Regions from separate parts of the Homo sapiens genome. Here region 1 is linked to region 2. Evidence: chromatin loops called from intact Hi-C (ENCODE). Cell type or tissue: endothelial cell of umbilical vein. All regions are shown on one strand. Links, peaks and the distances in the headings refer to the core of each region. The heading gives the core; the rest is flanking DNA.

The links. A loop is a pair of places that touch in the nucleus more often than their neighbours do. Peaks named below come from ENCODE experiments on the same cell type or tissue, not always from the same donor. Only the 100,000 strongest peaks of a DNase experiment are listed, where the experiment ranks them.
Region 1: it touches region 2 in a loop (4-fold over the local background); 1 of 110 quality-filtered maps calls a loop at or near these places.

The regions. Positions count from the first base shown.
Region 1 is chr13:23,081,682-23,092,641 of GRCh38, reverse strand. No RefSeq gene overlaps it. Among named protein-coding and RNA genes, the nearest start is that of LINC00362, 84 kb to the left of the region's middle. In endothelial cell of umbilical vein, for the core only: a CTCF peak has its summit at 4,576; no DNase peak of the experiment used is centred there.
Region 2 is chr13:23,315,390-23,323,389 of GRCh38, reverse strand. SGCG (sarcoglycan gamma) reads right to left here. Exons shown (of 8, transcript NM_000231.3): 7 at 2,630-2,753. It overlaps LOC107984585 (a long non-coding RNA gene), which reads left to right. Exons shown (of 2, transcript XR_001749787.2): 1 at 1-1,824. Among named protein-coding and RNA genes, the nearest start is that of SACS-AS1, 100 kb to the left of the region's middle. RefSeq lists enhancers at 1,651-1,740, 1,751-1,940. In endothelial cell of umbilical vein, for the core only: a CTCF peak has its summit at 3,568 (motif pointing right); DNase peaks (open chromatin) are centred at 1,319, 1,789 and 3,619; H3K27ac peaks cover 3,700 bases.

The DNA.
Region 1 (10,960 bases), core at 1,508-9,507, 230 kb after region 2:
AGTCAGTTTCTCTGGTGGTGATATTCATGTTCTATACGCCAAGATCTCTTGATGGGCATGCGCATTTAGCGTTTGAGGTTCTGATAGGTGAGTGTAGCCTCACCTTCAGGGGTAACTTATTTTTCTATTTCCTACAATTTTCTTTTCTTTTCTTTCTTTTTTTTTTTTTTTTTACCATATGTTCTCTATTACAAAAATCAGTTTCTTCTGAAATTACAACCCTTACAGCCATACTGCACGTATACATCCAAAGCTGGTACCACTTTGAAAGTGTGGGACTTCTTTAGACACTTGAGTCTCATTTCTCATGTTGTATGAGACTTCCTGCAGGACTATCTTTCACAGTACAGTAACACTGACGTGGAAGATTTCATTGTTATGTTCATGGCACTAGACATGATAAAAAGGTGTATTAGTCCGTTGTCATGCTGCCGTGAAGAAATACCCAAGACTGGGTAATTTATAAAGGAAAGAGGCTTAATTGACTCAGTTCAGCATGGCTGGAGAGGCCTCAGGAAACTTACAATCATGGCAGAAAGCAAATGAGAAGCAGGCACCTTTTTCACAGGGTGGAAGGATGGAATGAGTGCAAGCAGGGGAAATGCCAGACGCTTATAAAACTCTCAGCTCTCGCGAGACTCACCCACTATCATGAGAATAGCATGGAGGAAACTAGTCCCATGATCCAATTACCTCCACCTGGTCCCGCCCTTGACATGTGGGGATTATGGAGATTACAATTCAAGGTGAGATTTGGGTGGGGACACAGCCAAACCACATCTGAAAACCTCTGTTGGGGACATAGGGTCCTCCATAACCCTGCTGTTGGTGTAGTTCTGTCTCAGGTACGGAGCTCAGGGAAAGTGAGGCAGGAGACACTTGCTGCATTTGGCTGCATGGCGATTATAGACCTCAACGAGAGCCCACTCTGAGGAGTGGCAAGGGCAGAAGCCAGCCTGGAGTGTGGCAAAGAGAGAATGAATGGTGGGGAATTTGAAACATTAACTATAGGCTGGATACAGTTCTCGAGAAAAGGAGAGGGGCTGGGACCCAGGGCTGAAATGAAAAGGTTCAGTTTTGATAGGCTCAGGGAAACATTTTTATCCGTATCAGGAGAGGGGACAGAACATATAAGTATAGATAAAGGGTGGGACAAGGTATAGTTTTCCGGTTGGCTCATATCACTTTTCTCAGTGAGGGAAAAGTGCGGTCCCCAGGTATGGGAGGGGGCATGCCTGCCTGAGTGTCTCTTGGGAAGCACATGACTTCCCTGAGCCTCAGTGACCTAATCTGTAAAGTGGGAATGCTAATCCTGTTTGTAACGAGGATTTTTCATCTGTGTAAAAAATTTAGGCTGGGCACGGTGGTGCACGCTTGTAATCCCAGCATGTTGGGAGGCTGAGGCAGGTGGATCACCTGAGGTCAGGAGTTCAAGACCAGCCTGGCCAACACGGTGAAACCCCGTCTCTACTAAAAATACAAAAATTAGCCTGGCATTGTGGTGCATGCCTGTAATCCCAGCTATTCAGGATGCTGAGGCAGGGAGAATCGCTTGAACCCAGGAGATGGAGGTTGGAGTGAGCCGAGATCACGCCACTGCACTCCAGCCTGGGTGACACAGCGAGACTCCTTCTCAAAAAAAAAGGAAAAAATATTTAGCTCAGTTTCTCGCGTAGAATCATGCAGTAAATTCTGGTGATTTTTTTTTTGTCTTACCTATAGACACTGTCACTCTCACCATTAACGAGAAGGAAACTTTGTATTTCCATACTTCAATATAGGAGAGGCCGAGAAGCAGGATGAGTGTTGGTGTTTATGGTAGAGGGAAAACAAATGGGAAGGTTTGGTGGAAATTGTATTTGTTCACACAAATCTGGTATTAGGGTTGACGGGGCAGACAAATGTCAGGAACTCTTGGAATAGTGTGTGAATAAAAATGCAAACAACTTGCAGTAAACCATGTAGAGAGACTTAGCATTTCTTTATTATTAGTTGACACCTATTAATTAGAGTTGTAAAATATTCGGCCAGGTGGGGTGGCTCATGCCTGTAATCCCAGCGCTTAGGGAGGGTGTGGTGGGCGGATCACCTGAGGTCAGGAGTTCGAGACGAGCCTGGCCAACATGATGAAACCACGTCTCTACTAAAAATACAAAAAAAATTAGCTGGGCATGGTGGTGGGTACCTGTAATTCCAGCTACTCGGGAGGCTGAGGCAGGAGAATCACTTGAACCCAGGAGGCAGAGGTTGCAGTGAGTGGAGATTGCACCATTGCACTCCAGCCTGGGCGACAGAGTGAGACTCCGTCTCCAAAAAAAAAAAAGATTCAGAATTTAGACTGTTGTGGGTGTGTGTTGGATTTTGTTGAATTTGCTTATCAGAAAACAAACTTGTAATTTGGAAAGTTACTCAGTGAAACGAGAGTATGTGACAGACCAGAATTCATCTGAGTCAAGAGAAGATTTATATACTGTTTTTCACTGAAAAGGGCTTCACTGCCAGTAGTAAGAAATGAAAGTGTCAGAACTGTGGTTACAATTTTTCTACATGATTAAGATTTATCTGCCCCCCAGATCCTGAAAAGCTAAGCTTCTTGAAAATATTCTAGTGAAAGCAGCCACTCCTGCTTTGTATATAGGCTTAGCAAGAAAGTCGAGAATAGGCACTATCTTATAGCCTCGGCCAGGACACACTTCACCATTAAACTAAGCTGCTTTTGATGTTTGAAGAAAAATATACCTGGCCATTTAAAAAGTTACTTTTCATTTTTCAAATAGATGTCAAAAGTCCTAAATACTACAAGAAGGTATTTCAAAAAATACTGATACGCTTCTGTGTTTACTCTGACAAGGAACTACTTTTCTATTTCACTGTTTGGGTACATGTTTTGAGACATGACTTTGAACACAGATCACCAGACTGCAGGACATAGGAAACTGGAGTTTTTTTTTTTTTTTTCATTCAAGTTAATCAAAGAATAAAAGATCTCAAATTATAGATGGTGGCAGTGATGTGACAGGCAACATGAGATCTGCAGGGCATACAAAGCTGTTTGCCATTTATGCACTAGGATGTCCAAACTATGCTTCTGTTAATCAAACATTCAATATAAAATATCTGGCAAGGTGTGGTGGCTCATGCCTGTAATTCTAGCACTTTGGTAGTCTGAGACGGGTGGATTGCTTGAGGTCAGGAGTTCAAGACCAGCTTGGCCAATATGGTGAAACCTCATCTCTACTAAAAATACAAAAATTAGCCCAGCATGGTGGCACGCACCTGTAATCCCAGCTACTCAGGAGGCTGAGGCAGGGAGAATCACTTGAATCTGGGAGGTGGAGGTTGCAGTGAGCCAAGATTGTGCCACTGCACTCCAGCCTGGGCAACAGAGTGAGACTCTGTCTCAAAAACAAAATTATAAAATAAAATATCCAAGACCTTAAATGGCACCATTTTACTGCTCTCATGGTTCTGCCTTTCTATCCTTCCCTGTACTGGACAAAACCTTGACCAATTTTGTCCTATTTACCCTAATATTTATTTCAGAATACTCATTAGAAATTTAAAAGAATTCCAACTACCAATCAATGCCATTGAAATCAATGAATATTGCCCAAGCCCTGTGGACTTCACCAGGAAATAAACAGCTATGGTAGAGATGATCTCAGCCTCTTGCCCTTCTCAACTCCTGCCCTGATCTGTTAAGGGGACTTTCTGTCAGCATCTGCAGGAGGTTTGTCTCTTCCTGTCCTGTCCCTATGTCCTCAGTTCCTTTAGAGCCTGTGGCATTGATTATTTTGTCCTCTCCCTCTTTATCACCCTTGTCACTTTAGTATTTAATTATGCTCAAGAATCTTAAAACATCTGCCATTTTTGCCTCTATTTTCTCTTTAGCTATCAAAGGAAGCCCAAAGTTCTTTCTCCATGTCCAAAAAACAAGAGAGTCTAAAAAGACTGTTCTTCTCTTTATAATTCCCATTCAGTTCTAAATCTGATACCTGCTGTGGCCTTCACCAATCCACTAAAATTATCTCCATTAACAACCTCCTAGCTGTGAAATTCAATGGATGTTTTCAGTCTTAATCTGACACCAATGGGAATAAACATTCAAGAATACCCTCTTAAAGTTGACCAAAGGTTATGAGATAAAGGAGAAAGTATTTCCAAATAAGGTCCACCATTTTACCCTGAAAAACCACCATCTGACAAAACCCTGTGTAGGTTTGGTGAGTTTCCTGTCCTTCTGCACTGGGCTATGAGCACTGGTTAAGTGTTTATAAACTGTCTGAACGGGATCTACTTTTCCTTCTGGATCTTTTATTCCTTCTCAAAATGAACAACTGGAGGTTAAGATGTATGCAGTACATTTCTCTTTGCTCATGAAAAATCATGTATGGCGCTGTCATCAGCTTGCTGTGGTATGTGTGGTCAAGTTTGGTCAAGTGAACTGTCCTTTTTACAAGAAAAACTGGTTCCATGGCCCCTTCCCATGTGTGGTTGGGGAGGCTCCTATAATTGCCCTTTTTACCTTTTTACTTGGACATGACCTGATACCCAAATGAGCCACTGGGTGGGGTTGTAGAGCTCAGTGGTTCAAACAGACTGCAGGTTCTATCTAGACCCTGATTGCCTGGGTGGATGGCTCATTCTGCCACTTCCTACAGATACAACCTCTCTGTGCCTCAGTTTCTTAATCTGTAAAATGGAGAGAGATAGTAGTAGGTTGCTATTTCTGTTAAATTAGATAGTTCATGTAAAGCATTTAGAATATCAAGTAAGCACTCAATCAACTTTAGCTAGTGCTAGTATTAGTATTAGAATTAAAATCAGAGTTGGAATGAAAAGGGCATCAGAATAGTATCAACATTATTACTGAGGGCTGACTTTAAGCCCAAGAGTGAAATCTCATGTCTAAATGTTGGAAAGAAAACAAGGAAAAAAGAGGTTGAAAATGGAGTAGAAACAGGTGGGGCTACAGCAGATGACAACTATTTATGTGGAGAGTACTTTAATCCGGGTAATGAGTCAGCATCTATCTGTCTTTAAATTACAAATGTATGTTTTACAAAAATCACTTGTCTTCATCATCAAGAAAATACAATGAGTTTGAAATACAAGAACTCAAGTATAAATCTTCTCCATGTCTTCTGGGTGCTTTTCATGCCCTACTCTGTGGAGTAACTTACCTGCTGACATTTGGAATAGCAAATTAATAGCTGTTTTTAAAGGCTGACAAAGCCATTTCTATTCTTCCTGGTTTCTGAAGGACCTGAGGTTATGGGTAGCTCTTTCAAAAATTACATTTCCATAAATCATACTAAGTCGTTAGTTTTCTATTATGTAAGGCATTGCTCTTTGTGTAAATATGAATGCAAATTTTCCACTAAATAACTGTGTGAAAGTCTTAGCAATGACTCATTTTCCTCATCTACAAAACAGGGGGCTTGTACTAATTGGATGATCTCTCAGGTCCTTTGTGCTGCTATTATTATCTATCTGACACTGGGTGTGAAGCAATTAAACAGATGTATCCTCAAGTTACTGCTGAGTTATCGCTGCTGGTAGGCTTCTACAATCACATGATGTAGGAAAAAAGCATGGCACAGCAACAAGGAGGTTGCTGTTGGTTTCCAGCTTAAATTCTAAGCAGATAGTGTCTTTTTCTTCAGAAGGAATTTAAAATGCTTCTGGTATTGCCATGATCACAGAACACTGTGCTGGAAAGAGCAAAGAGGCAAAAAACAAACAAACAAACAAAAACAATGGTTTACATTACAGAAGAGAGCTGTAGCATCAGGCAGCTAAACTATTACCTGTGACTGGCTGCTGAACAAGACAGTGATCTGAATGCACACCTAATTATTCCAGATTTTCATCCAAATAATGAAAGAAATACGAAAGTAGGAAAAAGCTCTAATTAGCTAGCGCTAGAAACTGGGGAAAGGGAGTTGGCATTAGACTTTTGTTGAATTTCTTTAAATGAGGGTCTAAATGAGATTACTGTGGAAGAAAAGTCAACTTAATTCCAACCTTATAGGAGGGAAAAACACCTCTCTTAATCAAGGGACTTCAAAAGAATCCTAAAAAAGTCCTTTCTCTGTACACTGATGACTATTTAAATTAAAAATACAATCACTTGAAAATTTAACATTCTCTAAAATAACTATTTGGTAGAGAGGAAATAAGTGCAATTATTGATAATTTAGAAAAATTAATGAGAACACTGCATATAAAAACTTAAAAGACGGCCTGGTGCGGTGGCTCACTCCTGTAATCCAAGCACTTTGGGAGGCCGAGGTGGGCGGATAACAAGGTCAGGAGATCAAGACCATCCTGGCTAACACAGTGAAACCCCGTCTCTACTAAAAATACAAAAAAAATTAGCCAGGCATGGTGGCGGGTGCCTGTAGTCCCAGCTACTTGGGAGGCTGAGGCGGGGAGAACGGTGTGAACCCGGGAGGCGGAGCTTGCAATGAGCAGAGATCGTGCCACTGCACTCCAGCCTGGGCGACAAAGCGAGACTCTGCCTCAAAACAAAAAAAAAACAAAAAAAAAACAAAAAAAACAAAAACTTACAAGACATAGCAAAAACAGGACTCTAATGAAAAGGTATGTCTTTAACTGTTTTCACTCTTTAACAGGAAAAATGAAACAAAGGAGAATTTGGTTTCATTTTTTCTTACCACTGTATTAGTAGCATTCTTATGTAAGGGCCAAGGGAAAACGTTCCCTTCTTCCCCTGAAGGGTCCCTGAAAATCAGCTGGACAAAAGGCAGATCAATAGGTGAAAAGGCATACAGTCTTATTGTATCTTAATTTTATTTCACATGGGAGCCTTCAGAATGAAGACTCAAAGATAAAGGGGAAATTGTCCATTTTTGTATTGAGGTTCAACAAAATATGGACAGCCATGTAGAAATTTGATTGGACAAAAAGGGCATGACCTAATGCTAACAGACTGAGTGGGGAAACCCAGCGAGGCTTGTCCATCTAGATTCTTCCTGGCCTCTCTGAGCACCGTACCTTCCTTCTGGGTGTGGGGCAGAACCCTCTCTGGAATGGGGGTACTTTTTTTTTTTTTGAGAGGGAGTCTCCCTCTGTCGCCCAGGCTGGAGTGCAGTGGTGCGATCTCGGCTCACTGCAAGCTCCGCCTCCCGGGTTCACGCCATTCTCCTGCCTCAGCCTCCCAAGTACCTGCGACTACAGGTGCCCACCACCGCGCCTGGCTTTTTTTTTTTTTTTTGTATTTTTAGTAGAGACGGGGTTTCACTGTGTTAGCCAGGACGATCTCAATCTCCTGACCTCGTGATCCACCCGCCTTGGCCTCCCAAAATGCTGGGATTATAGGCGTGAGCCACCATGCCCGGCCTGGAATGGGGGTCTTATAACCTACTGTCAAACAAGGTAGGTCTGAGAATTTATTTATGACCAGATTTTACACAGAAACGCAGCGAGAAAGTTAGAGCACTATTTTTAGGTGTTATGGTTGGGTTTGGGGAAGATGGGTTCTGGTTTCTATGACCCTGACTTGGTGAAGAGGGATTCCAGTTTCTGGGGCTAGGCCCAGGGGAGAATGAGGAGCCAGAGACAGGAGGGCGGGAGAAGGTCAGAGAGAGCTGCTTCTGAAGCCTTCATTTAGGGTATCGTTCTCTGGGCCCTAACACTGACTCCTGACACTCTTGAAGCGTCCTTCCCTTAGCCAGCAGGACGCTGCACTCACCTGGCTTCCCGCCTGGGTCTCTTGCCATGCCTCCTCTGTGTGTTCCACTTGCTGGGTCCCCTCTGCGGCCCCTGAATGCTGGAGCTCCCCACAGCTTGGTCCTGGGCCCCAACTGCCATGCAGTCCAAGTGGTTCCATCTCTTCTTAGGGCTTTAACCATCCTTGCTATGTGACTGTACTCACCATTATGTTCTGAGGATAGTCCCTGCACTGAATAATCAAATGTTCATTTCTGTCAGCTCCACATTCGCCACCTTAACCCAAGTTTTCACCATTTCCTGTTTAAAGTAATCTCAGGACTCTTCTCTGGCATCTTCTCATGTCACCCTCTGATTGATTCTCTACGATTAGTAACAGTCAATTTTTTTTTTTTTTTTTGAGACGGAGTCTCGCTCTGTCGCCCAGGCTGGAGTGCAGTGGCACGATCTCTGCTCACTGCAAGCTCCGCCTCCTGGGTTCACGCCATTCTCCTGCCTCAACCTCCTGAGTAGCTGGGACTACAGGCGCCCGCCACCACGCCCGGCTAATTTTTCTGTATTTTTAGTAGAGACGGGGTTTCACCGTGCTAGCCAAGATGGTCTGGATCTCCTGACCTCGTGATCCGCCCACCTCAGCCTCCCAAAGTGCTGGGATTACAGGCGTGAGCCACCGCGCCCGGCCAGTAACAGTCAACTTTTAAAGTATGCACATATAAGATGCTAGTACTCTACTTCATTAAGGCTCTTCAATACGATCACATTGCTTCCATGATAGAGGCCGAAATCCTTTATGCAGCTCAGAAGCTCCTTCACGATCTGGCCCCTGCCCCCCTCCCCAGCCTTATTTGAGACCTTCTTTCCTTCCTCCCTTTTTGTGTCTTCTTTTGGTTTCTGCAATGTGCTGTGTGAAATGTGCTAACAGCTCGACTCAGATTTTTATAGCATATTCCTTTCTCCTTCATTAAATATACAAAATTCTTTATTAAAATTTATCACAAATCTAAAGTGTTTGATAGATTTTTTTCTTATTTTTATTCCCAAAGCCAGTTACTAGAGTTCATGCCCACGTACACTTATATTTGCTGAATATCATGCTTTGAATTACATTTATAGCTTTGTAAGTAGTTTTCTATTTTTGTACACATTACATTGTATTGCTTAGAATTATGTACGTAAGACAGTATATAGATTTATGCTTTTAACTTTATAGCTAATAAAATGCATAGATGAATTAGATTGAAGTAAAATAATGTCATTCCTGACTGCTTTTAGTAGTCCATCTTGCAGTAAGAATTCGACTTTCTCAGTTTGAGATATTCCTCTCACATGTTAAACATGCTGACTTAAATTTTGAAACTTTTTTTATTTAAAAGACTTATTTGTCTAATTGGTTTGACAATGAAGATTGGCTTTGCTAACTAGCTTACATGGTGAACACAGTGAATACTTTCTATTAGTTTAGAAAGCTTATTTCCAGATCCAAGGTTTTGACAAAAGGTATATTTAAAACTATTTGATAAAATAATTTTTATCAAAAGTATGTGTAAATATATTTATTGCTGCATTTCATTGTGGTGGCCAAAATGTGGGTTGCCTTCCCGTAAAGGAATGGATGAATCCATTACAGATTATAGTATGTCCACACCGGTGTTTCTCAGCCTGGGTGATTTTGTCCTCCAGAGGACATTTAGCAATGTCTGGAGGCATTTTTGGTTGTCACAGTTGGAAGGCGGCAGCGGTGCTCCTGGTTTCTAGAGGATAGAGGTCAGGGGTGATGTTAAACACCTCCTAATGCACAGGGCAGCCCCCAACGCAATGGTTTCCATGCCTAAAATCATACTGCTCATGTTACAAAGTCCTGATCTGCAGCATGAATAAAATACTCATTAAAAAATATAGGCCTGGCATGGTGGCTCATGCCTGTAATCCCAGCACTTTGGGAGGCCAAGTTGGGTGGATCACCTGAGGTCAGGAGTTCAAGGCCAGCCCGGCCAACATGGTGAATACCCATCTCTACTAAAAATACAAAAATTAACCAGGCGTGGTCGTGGGCACCTGTAATCCTAGCTACTTGAGAGGCTGAGGCAGGATAATTGCTTGAACCCAGGAGGCAGAGGTTGCAGTGAGCCGAGTTGGCATCACTGCACTCTAACCTGGGCAACAGAGAAAGACTCTATCTCAAAAAAAAAAAAGGAAAAATTAAAACTATATCCGTTGTCTTGAAAATGTTTTTCACAAGGTACTGTTGAATTAGAAAACCAACATGCAGAAAAGTATGTATAGTAGGATGCCAATTTTTTAAAACAAAGAGCAGCTGTCTCAGTGCGTTTGTTTTTGTCCATGTCTGTAGGGATTCTGCAAGCACAGAGAAAACCCGGGAAGACACTCAGGAGAGCCTTACCTTGTTTATTGCGTGTTGGGAAAACCCGATGTAGGTGAAGGAAGAAAGTCTAAAGAAACCAGAAAAGGAATTGAAAAGACTATTATGTGTTGACATGAAACTTTGTGCGTTCAAGTATAAATACATTTAAAAATTAAAACCTTTTCATATCTGTATACTGGTTTTTATATCATGTGACAATTTAAAGAATAAAGTAAAAACAGTGGTCCTGGCTTTGTGAGGATTCCCACATGATTGGAGGAGACGTATGGCTTTTGTAGAGGCAGCTTTACACAACAGCACTGAGAGTGCAGGAAGGCAGGGTGCTCCCCAGACCTCCAGGGAGTTCGTCCCTAAGAGGAAGGCGGTTAGCGGAGGAGTGCTTTCCTGCTTCCCCAGGAGAATGGCGGGGGCTCAGGAGCCGGCTTTAGAGGTGACAACATGGGCACATTTGCCTGAGGAGGAGGAAGAAGGGAGCACCAGAGAGGTGAGAAGCCTGCCTGGGGGAAGAGTGGGCGATGCTGCTGAGAGTGTGAAACTGGCTCTCCTAGGGAGGATTATTTTGAGCCAGCATTGCTGTTGGAGGCATGGTTACACTCTTGATCTGTCGTCCCTCCAGAAAAGCCTGCAACAAACAGCTGCTTTTCAAGACTTTGGGAGGGGGCTGTAGTTTCTCACCTCAGCTCCAGCTAGTGTGGGATGAGGGCCCACAGGCCCCAATGCGCGTGTTTCAGAGAGAGGAAAGGAATCTAGTAGGGACCAGAACACACCCACAGAGCAGAGCACGTGGGGGCTTAGGGGATGGAGAGCTGAGATGGCTGGGGTTTTAGGACTTTAGGGCTAAGGGACTGGAAATTATATGCCTTAAAATAATGGTGAGATTTA
Region 2 (8,000 bases), core at 1-8,000:
CGGTGTGCACCTGCCAGGTGAGGCTTGATCACACGACCCCACAGCATTGCAGGCAGCTCTGTGCCGTGCATGGTCTGGTGCAGTCACGGTCAAAGAAGTCAAATAGCTGTTAATATGTTTTTCAAGTAGAATCTTTAGGTTATTATCTAACGCCTCATTCTTGATTTTTATTTCTGCATTTCTCTGCTCCTGACATCACAACTTCATAGGTTATGACCTGCAGTGGCTTCCCCTGAAGACCTGTGTTCCACTAGCAGGCTGTCATCTGATGGGTCCTGCCCACACACTCTGGTGCTGTTCTCGCAGCTGGCTTGATGATGGCACCATATCCACCTACACCTTTACTACACGTTCCTATTAATATCACAGTAATGTAGTTTCAAAATGTTGGCACCCATATTCCTACAGTAGTGTCTCAAAACCCTATGACATAATTAAGCAAATATTATATTCCCTATTTGCTGAGACAGGCCTAGAGAGGGCCGGATAAGAGTCCTGAATTCAAACAGGTAATGAGGGAATTTGATCTAGCACTAGGACTCAGGCTTCCTGACTTCCAGGTGAATCCTCTGCCCGCGGCACCACGTTACACCTGTTGGCGGGGGGGGGGGGGGGGGGAGGTGGATGGGTGGGGGGCGGTCTGTGCATCGCCGCAGGTGCGATGATAGGGCCTGGGCTGGGGAGGAGCTTGGAAACCCATGTGCCTTCTTGTTGTACTAACAGCGTCCATGGATGTTTATCCCAGCACATTCACCCGGTGTATGGAGATGCACCTGACTGCAATAACTCAGGCAATCCCTGAGAATGACTCTATGATCCAAGAAGAATGTGTGTTCAGCCTTCTGAGCTAAGGAGTCTGGGAGTGGCAAACCCTGAGATTCAGTCCACATCTGTGAAGGACATCGGAGCGCCTGGCCCATCCCTTGCAACACAGGCCATATGGGGGATCGAGGCCCTTTGTTTTGGGTTAAATGGAAGTTGTTGCTAAGTGAAAATGCTGTATAACCTGCATGCTTTTTAAAAATGGGAGCAGTTTTCCAGTCCAGCTCGCTGCTACTGGACCGCCCTGTCTGTTAAGTCCTCAATAAACCCTATGTCCTGTTCCATGGCTCTGGGTCTCTTCTTCAGCCTTTTGGACGTGGTGCCATCCCTATTGGATTCCACAGGGTCTGTCAGGCAATGGTGGCATGAGTGAACACAACCCATGTCACTCACTGCACTCACTCTTGGTAAGACAGAGCTATGTACAAGACAATTCTTGCAGCAGTGGCTTATTTTGAGCACATTCATACATATGAAAATATCTGGGGTTAGGCCAAGAAGATGAGATCAGTTGTTTGCACAAATCTATAAATATGGCATCATACAATTGGAATGAGCTTATAAACCAAATCCTTGGTTTTCTTCTAGACCATTTAGGAACATCCCTAACATGTCTGATTTTCTGGTTGACCGAAATTGAGCTTTTTCCTTTTTTTTTTTCTAACAAACAGGGTTCCAATATCAGTATTGAGCACTGTGTGCTGTAAGCCTCATTGTGACTTTGGCTTGTGTCAGTGAGGTTTTAGCAGCTCCTCCCCTGCTGCCTGCTGTTTCACTTTCTTTGGTTTTAGTTTTGATTTTAGTTATCTGCTGTCAACTTTGGTCTGGATAATATTAAATGGAAAATTCCAGAAATAATTTATACATTTTAAATGGCACCCCTTTCTGACTAGCGTGATGGAATCTTGAGCCGTCCAGCCCAGGACATGAATCATCCCTGTGTCCAGCATCTCCAGCTGTCTACGCTCCCAGCCCGTGAGTCACTGAGGAGCCATCTCCACGGTGAGATCCACTGTTAAGTTATTGTGGTACTTGTGTTCAAGTCACCGTTAATTTTAATTAATAATGGCTCCAAAGCACAAGAGCATTGATGCTAGCATATTGTCATAATCACTTCATTTTATTGTGAGTTATTGTTCTTAATCTCTCACTGAGCCTTATTTATAAGTTAAACTTTAGCAGAGGTGTGTATGCACAGGAAAACAGATAGTGTATACAGGGTTCTGTACTCTCTGTGGTTTTAGGCTTCCAGTAGGGGTCTTGGAACAAATCCCCTGTCAATAAAGGGGGACAACTGTATTTCTAGACTTGAAGTCCCAGATTTTATCTTTATTGTAGTTGACTTTGAAAAAAACACTCTTATTTTTCATCTTTCATTTTCATTTAAACTGGAAATGCAGCTTAAACGCAGCACTCTGGGCAGTGAAAGGTGACAGTGGTTGTTAGTGGGTGACTCCTAGTGACAGCCATCCCTAGGAAATGGCAAAATGGACATTCTCTGTAAACTGTGAACGTCTGTAGTGTTTTTTTTTTCCGACTTGAAAATAACAAGTCACTAAATCACTTGATAGCATAAATGCCAGTTAAAGAAAGCTGTCTGGATCTAATACAGAATAATTTTAGACTTTCTTGGCCCTTCTTTCAATGCTAAATTGTCTTTTGCTTTCCTTGTACATTTGCTACTCTATGACCTTCACAATGTTTTCCTACAAACTACTAGAAATTTAATACTGATAGCTTTACAGACATGGTACTCAGGAATATCATCAGGACATACAGTAGGAGGCTGATCTGTGAATGAACTCACCATTCCATCACTACTATGAAAAAGAATATCCATTTGAGAAAGCGCCTCAATTTTCCCAGCGTGAGCTTGAATATGCACACCCCTTGGGGCATCCATGCTTAGACTCCGAGTGGGGGATTCTAATCTGAGATGAGGAAAAGAAGCACAAAAAAAAAAAAAAAAAGTATTAAAAATAGCCACTCCAGCAATCCCTCAACTTAGCATGGGAAATATAACTAGTAAGATATGTAAGTCTTCAAGTCATTCTCAAATGGTAACATATTGTGCATTATTCATTGATAAATCTAGAAATAATGTGAAGTAAGATATAAACTTTGTATCAATGAAAGCCTATGAGATTAGTATCCTCTAAAAGCCGATAAAAACATTAGGCAGTCCTAATCCCATGCAGCAGTTTCCGATGGCATAGTTAAGTACTCTGGCATACTATTTCAGAAGAAAATGCCATTTATGAATTACTATACAAAATTATTTTCGTTATGTTGCCCAGGCTAGAGTGCAGTGGCTCTTCACAGTTGTGATCGTGGCACACTGCAAAATCGAACTCCCGGCTCAAGAGGTCCTCCTGGCTTGGCCTCTCAACCAGCTGTGGCAGGCTTGTTTTTTAGTTAAAACACCAATTTATTTAAGAAAAAAAGATAGATTTAAGGACAACACATGCATTTTCCACATGTTCATAAGACAGAATATAAGTTTGGTCTTTTCTTTATTATTATTTAAAAACATTACAGGGCAAATGGAAAGATTTCTTTTGGAAAAAATACTAAACTGATAGAACCGAAAGGAGGGAGGTTGGCCTCAGCTGGCTTTTGGTTTTGTAAAATTTATCAGACTTTCCTTGTGGTTAAGCCAAATATAGAAAGAGAACCAAAAATATAAGAGCCAGAGGAATTCTCTTACTTGCCTCTGCCTGGAAAAGGCTGTATTTCCACCAGATGGCACAATGTGATCATTTGAAACACTTTTCAGCTGCTCAGCCCCAAAGTTTGAAATGCTGATTTCAAGGAAACGCTTAAAGGGCAGTAGGAAGCAGAACAAACAGAAAAAGATACCTAATTCGGAAATCCTACCCATTGTAGGCTAGGGTTTCATGGGAGGAGAGGGGCAGGGAGCAGAGAGAAAGGGAAGTGGCTTAAGAGAGAAGTACCCTGATAATGAATCTGCACTTAAATTGACTGAACATTTATTTAACAGACTTTTTACATCTGATGAAATTGCTCCCTTGAATTGGCAAGTTTTTTTTAATCTATGACTATTTGTTATAGAAGACAAAGTTTCATTTTCTGAGCATGTGAAGTTTGACCTGCCCCACATTTTGAAGTCTTACCTTGAGTATGAGAAAACGCTTAGAGACATTTATGGAATTTATTGGTCAAGTTAGGCTGGGGAACACTTTGGTACAGCTCCATGTGCATGGTCTGGCTGCCTGCCCAGTTTGCTTTTTGTCTTTTTTTTTTTTTTGAGACGGAGTCTTGCTCTGTCACCCAGGCTAGAGAATACAGTGGTGTGGTCTTGGCTCACTGCAACCACAACCTCCTGGCTTCAGGCGATTCTCCTGCCTCAGCCTCCCAAGTACCTAGGTTTACAGGCACCCGCCACCGTGTCCAGCTAATTTTTGTATTTTTAGTAGAGACGGGATTTCACCATCTTGGCCAGGCTGGTCTCGAACTCCTGACCTCGGGATCCACCCGCCTTGGCCTCCCAAAGTGCTGGGATTACAGGCGTGAGCCACCACGCCTGGCCCCAGTTTGCTATTTTGACCTTGGATAATTGTCTACATTTTTCTTGCGTGGAGGAGTGGAAGGAAGGAAGAACACAGAAGCACCTTTGAAGCCTGGTCAATTTCAGGCAAACTATCTGTGACCTTGAAGATCCTTGTGAAAGTGGGTGTTTCCAAGATCAGTCATTAAACGACAACAAAATGACTTCAACCTGATCATTTACTAGTTTTTAACCATGTTATAATGGGACGCTGCTAAGAAGAGCAAACTTCTTACCCTTTGCATTATTTCTAGACTTGGAGATGAGAAATTTCAGTTCAACCCAGATTGAGACACATTTTACCAAAAGGCTGAGATAAGATTGCTCTGAAGTATACATTTCCATTAACACATTGAACAGTACTCAGATACAAAATAACTTGTTTTCTGTCTTTGTTATATTTTAGTTTACCCTCTTTTCTGAATAGGTAAATACATAAATATTATGACTTCAATGAAAAGTAAAAGAGTTTTGAACAGTGTCACAGAAATATATCCAAATGCTTATGTGTGTGTGTAATATTAAATATATATTATATATAAATATGTATATTTCTATATTAAATATTTAGGTCCCATCATGGCAGTTTTCTTCTTAGGACATAAGACACTGGACATAAGGCACTAACTTTGCTTTCAGAATTTGATTCACTCTCTTCTCATTAGTTCAATTAAAGATGTATACAAAAGACTTGGAAGTTGACTTTGAGAGATCTCACAGTTGATTGGTGTATTAGTCAGGGTTCCCTAGAGGGACATAACTAGTAGGATATAACTAGTAGGACATAACTAGTAGTTATAGTAGGACATAACTAGTAGGAAGGGGAGTTTATTAAGTATTAACTTACATGATCACAAGGTCCCACAATAGGCTGTCTGAAAGCTTAAGGAGCAAAGAGAGCCAGTCCGAGTCTCAAAACTGAAGAACTTGGAGTCCAATGTTCGAGGGCAGGAAGCATCCAGCATGACAAAAAGATGTAGGCTGGGAGCCTTTTCACATTTTTCTGCCTGCATTATATTTGCTGGCCACTGATTAGATGGTGCCCACCCAATTAAGGGTGGGTCTGCCTTCCCCAGCCCACTAACTCCAATGATAATCTCCTTTGGCAACACCCTCACAGACACACCCAGGACCAATACTTTGTATCTTTTAATCCAATCGAGTTGACACTCAGTATTAACCATCACAAGTCCACCCCTTGAACCCATACACATCTCCTGAGATCACACATAATCTTCAAATAAAGATAATAAGGTCATAATTACACCCAACATAATACAACTATCCTTCCTACAACTGGAAACGCACCAATCCCCAACCCAAATACTATTACATAAGTTAACAATACTTAAATGCTGCTATGAAGTCAATAAATCTTATGTAAAATGATAAAGGAAAAGAAAATAAAGATATTTTCTTAGTACAAGTGTATACATGCACAAGTATGTTTTCAGCAAAAAAAAGGAGAAAATACTCATAATTACAGTCCCCGTTTCTGAAGCTGGTCACGTGTTCGTAGCTGGTATTGATGACTACCTTCTTCAACTACCCATTCTGTATTCCCTTTGCCTTCAGCAAGCACCTCAGCAGGTCATGGCTTTTTTCCTGGTGGAGTGAGCCAAACCTTCATTCCTGAGAGGTCTGGGCCGTTTGTAGCCCTGCCTGGATTGGGCTGTTGTAGTTTCCCATTGACCTTAATCACAGGGCATGGTAATACTAAGAGATGCCCTAATGGATCTCCTGTATTCCATGCATATTCTTCCTTACCTCTGTGGTGTAGTAGACTGATTTCATCTTTTTTTTTTGAGACGGAGTCTCACTCTGTTGCCCAGGCTGCAGTGCAGTGGTGTGGTCTCGGCTCACTACAAGCTCTGCCTCCTGGGTTCACGCCATTCTCCTGCCTCAGCCTCCCAAGTAGCTAGGACTATAGGTGCCTACCACCATGCCCGGCTAATCTTGGTAGAGACAGCTTTCACTGTGTTAGCCAGGATGGTCTCAATCTCCTGACCTCATGATCTGCCCACCTTGGCCTCCCAAAGTGCTGGGATTACAGGCATGAGCCACCGCGCCCGGCCAAATGATTTCATCTTGATAGTCTGGGTCAATCACCCCAGCCAACATTGGAACTCCCTTCTTAGCCTGTTGACTTAAACATAGGAGGAGCCCAAAGTGTCCAGGTGGCAATCTTAACTTTCAATTTAATGGAATCATTGTTGTGTCTCCTGGTGGCAGCAGTCCTCCCTCTGGAACTAAGATCTCTAGGCCAGCAGAACGTAATGTCGCAGGAACAGGAAGCAAAAATTTTGCTAGTGGATCACTGGGGTGATGGCGAGTGGTGCCACTTCCACTTCCACCCCTTGATTCCTGGACCCATGAGTCCTGGCTATGGGAGAAACAGTACCACATATTGGACGCTGATTCAGAGCATACACGGCCTTCTGGAGAACTCTGCCCCAGCCCTGCAAAGTATTGTCACCTAGTTGGCACTGTAATTGTGACTTTAAAAGAACATTCCACCGTTCTATCAATCTAGCTGCTTCAGGATGATGGGGAACATGGTAAGACCAGTGAATTCCATGAGCATGAGCCCACTGCTGCACTTCTTTAGCCATAAAGGGAGTGCCTTGATCAGAGGCAATGCTGTGTGGAATACCATGATGGTGGATAAGGCATTCCATGAGTCTACAGATAGTAGTCTTGGCAGAAACATTGCATGCAGGATAGGCAAACCCATATCCAGACTGTCTATTCCAGTGAGGACAAACCTCTGCCCTTCCCATGATGGAAGAGGTCCAATATAATCCAACTGCCACCAGGTAGCTGGCTTATCACCCCAAGGATGGTGCCATATCAAGGGCTCAGTGTTGGTCTCTGCTACTGGCAAACTGGGTACTCAGCAGTGGCTGTAGCCAGAATAGCCTTGGTGAGCGGAAGTCCATGTTGCTGAGCCAATGCGTAACCTCCATCCCTGCCACCATGGCCACTTTGTTCATGGGACTATTGGACAATGACAGGGGTGACTGGGGAAAGAGACTGAGTAGTGTCCTCAGAACGGGTCATCCTATCCACTTGATTATTAAAATCCTTCTCTGCTGAGGTCACCAGTTGGTGAGCACTCACATGGGATACAAATATCTTCACATTTTTTGACCACTCAGAGAGGTCCATCCACATATCTCTTCCCCAAATTTCTTTGTCACCAATTTTCCAATCATGCTTCTTCCAAGTCCCTGACCATCCAGCCAAACCATTGGCTACAGCCCATGAATCAGTATATAATTGCATATCTGGCCATTTCTCCTTCCATGCGAAGTGCACAATCAGGTGCACTACTCAAAGTTCTGCCCACTGGGAAGATTCCCCTTCACTGCTGTCCTTCAGGGATGTCCTAGAAAGGGGCTGTAGTGCTGCAGCTGTCCACTTTTGGGTGGTGCCTGCATATCATACAGAACCATCTGTGAACCAGGCCCTAGTCTTCTCTTCCTCTCTCAACTGATCATAGGGAACTCCCCATGAGGCCATTGGTGCAGGCTGGGGAAGAGAAGGCAGGGTGGCAGAAGGGGAGACCATGGGCATTTGAGCCATTTCCTCATGTAACTTACATGTGCCT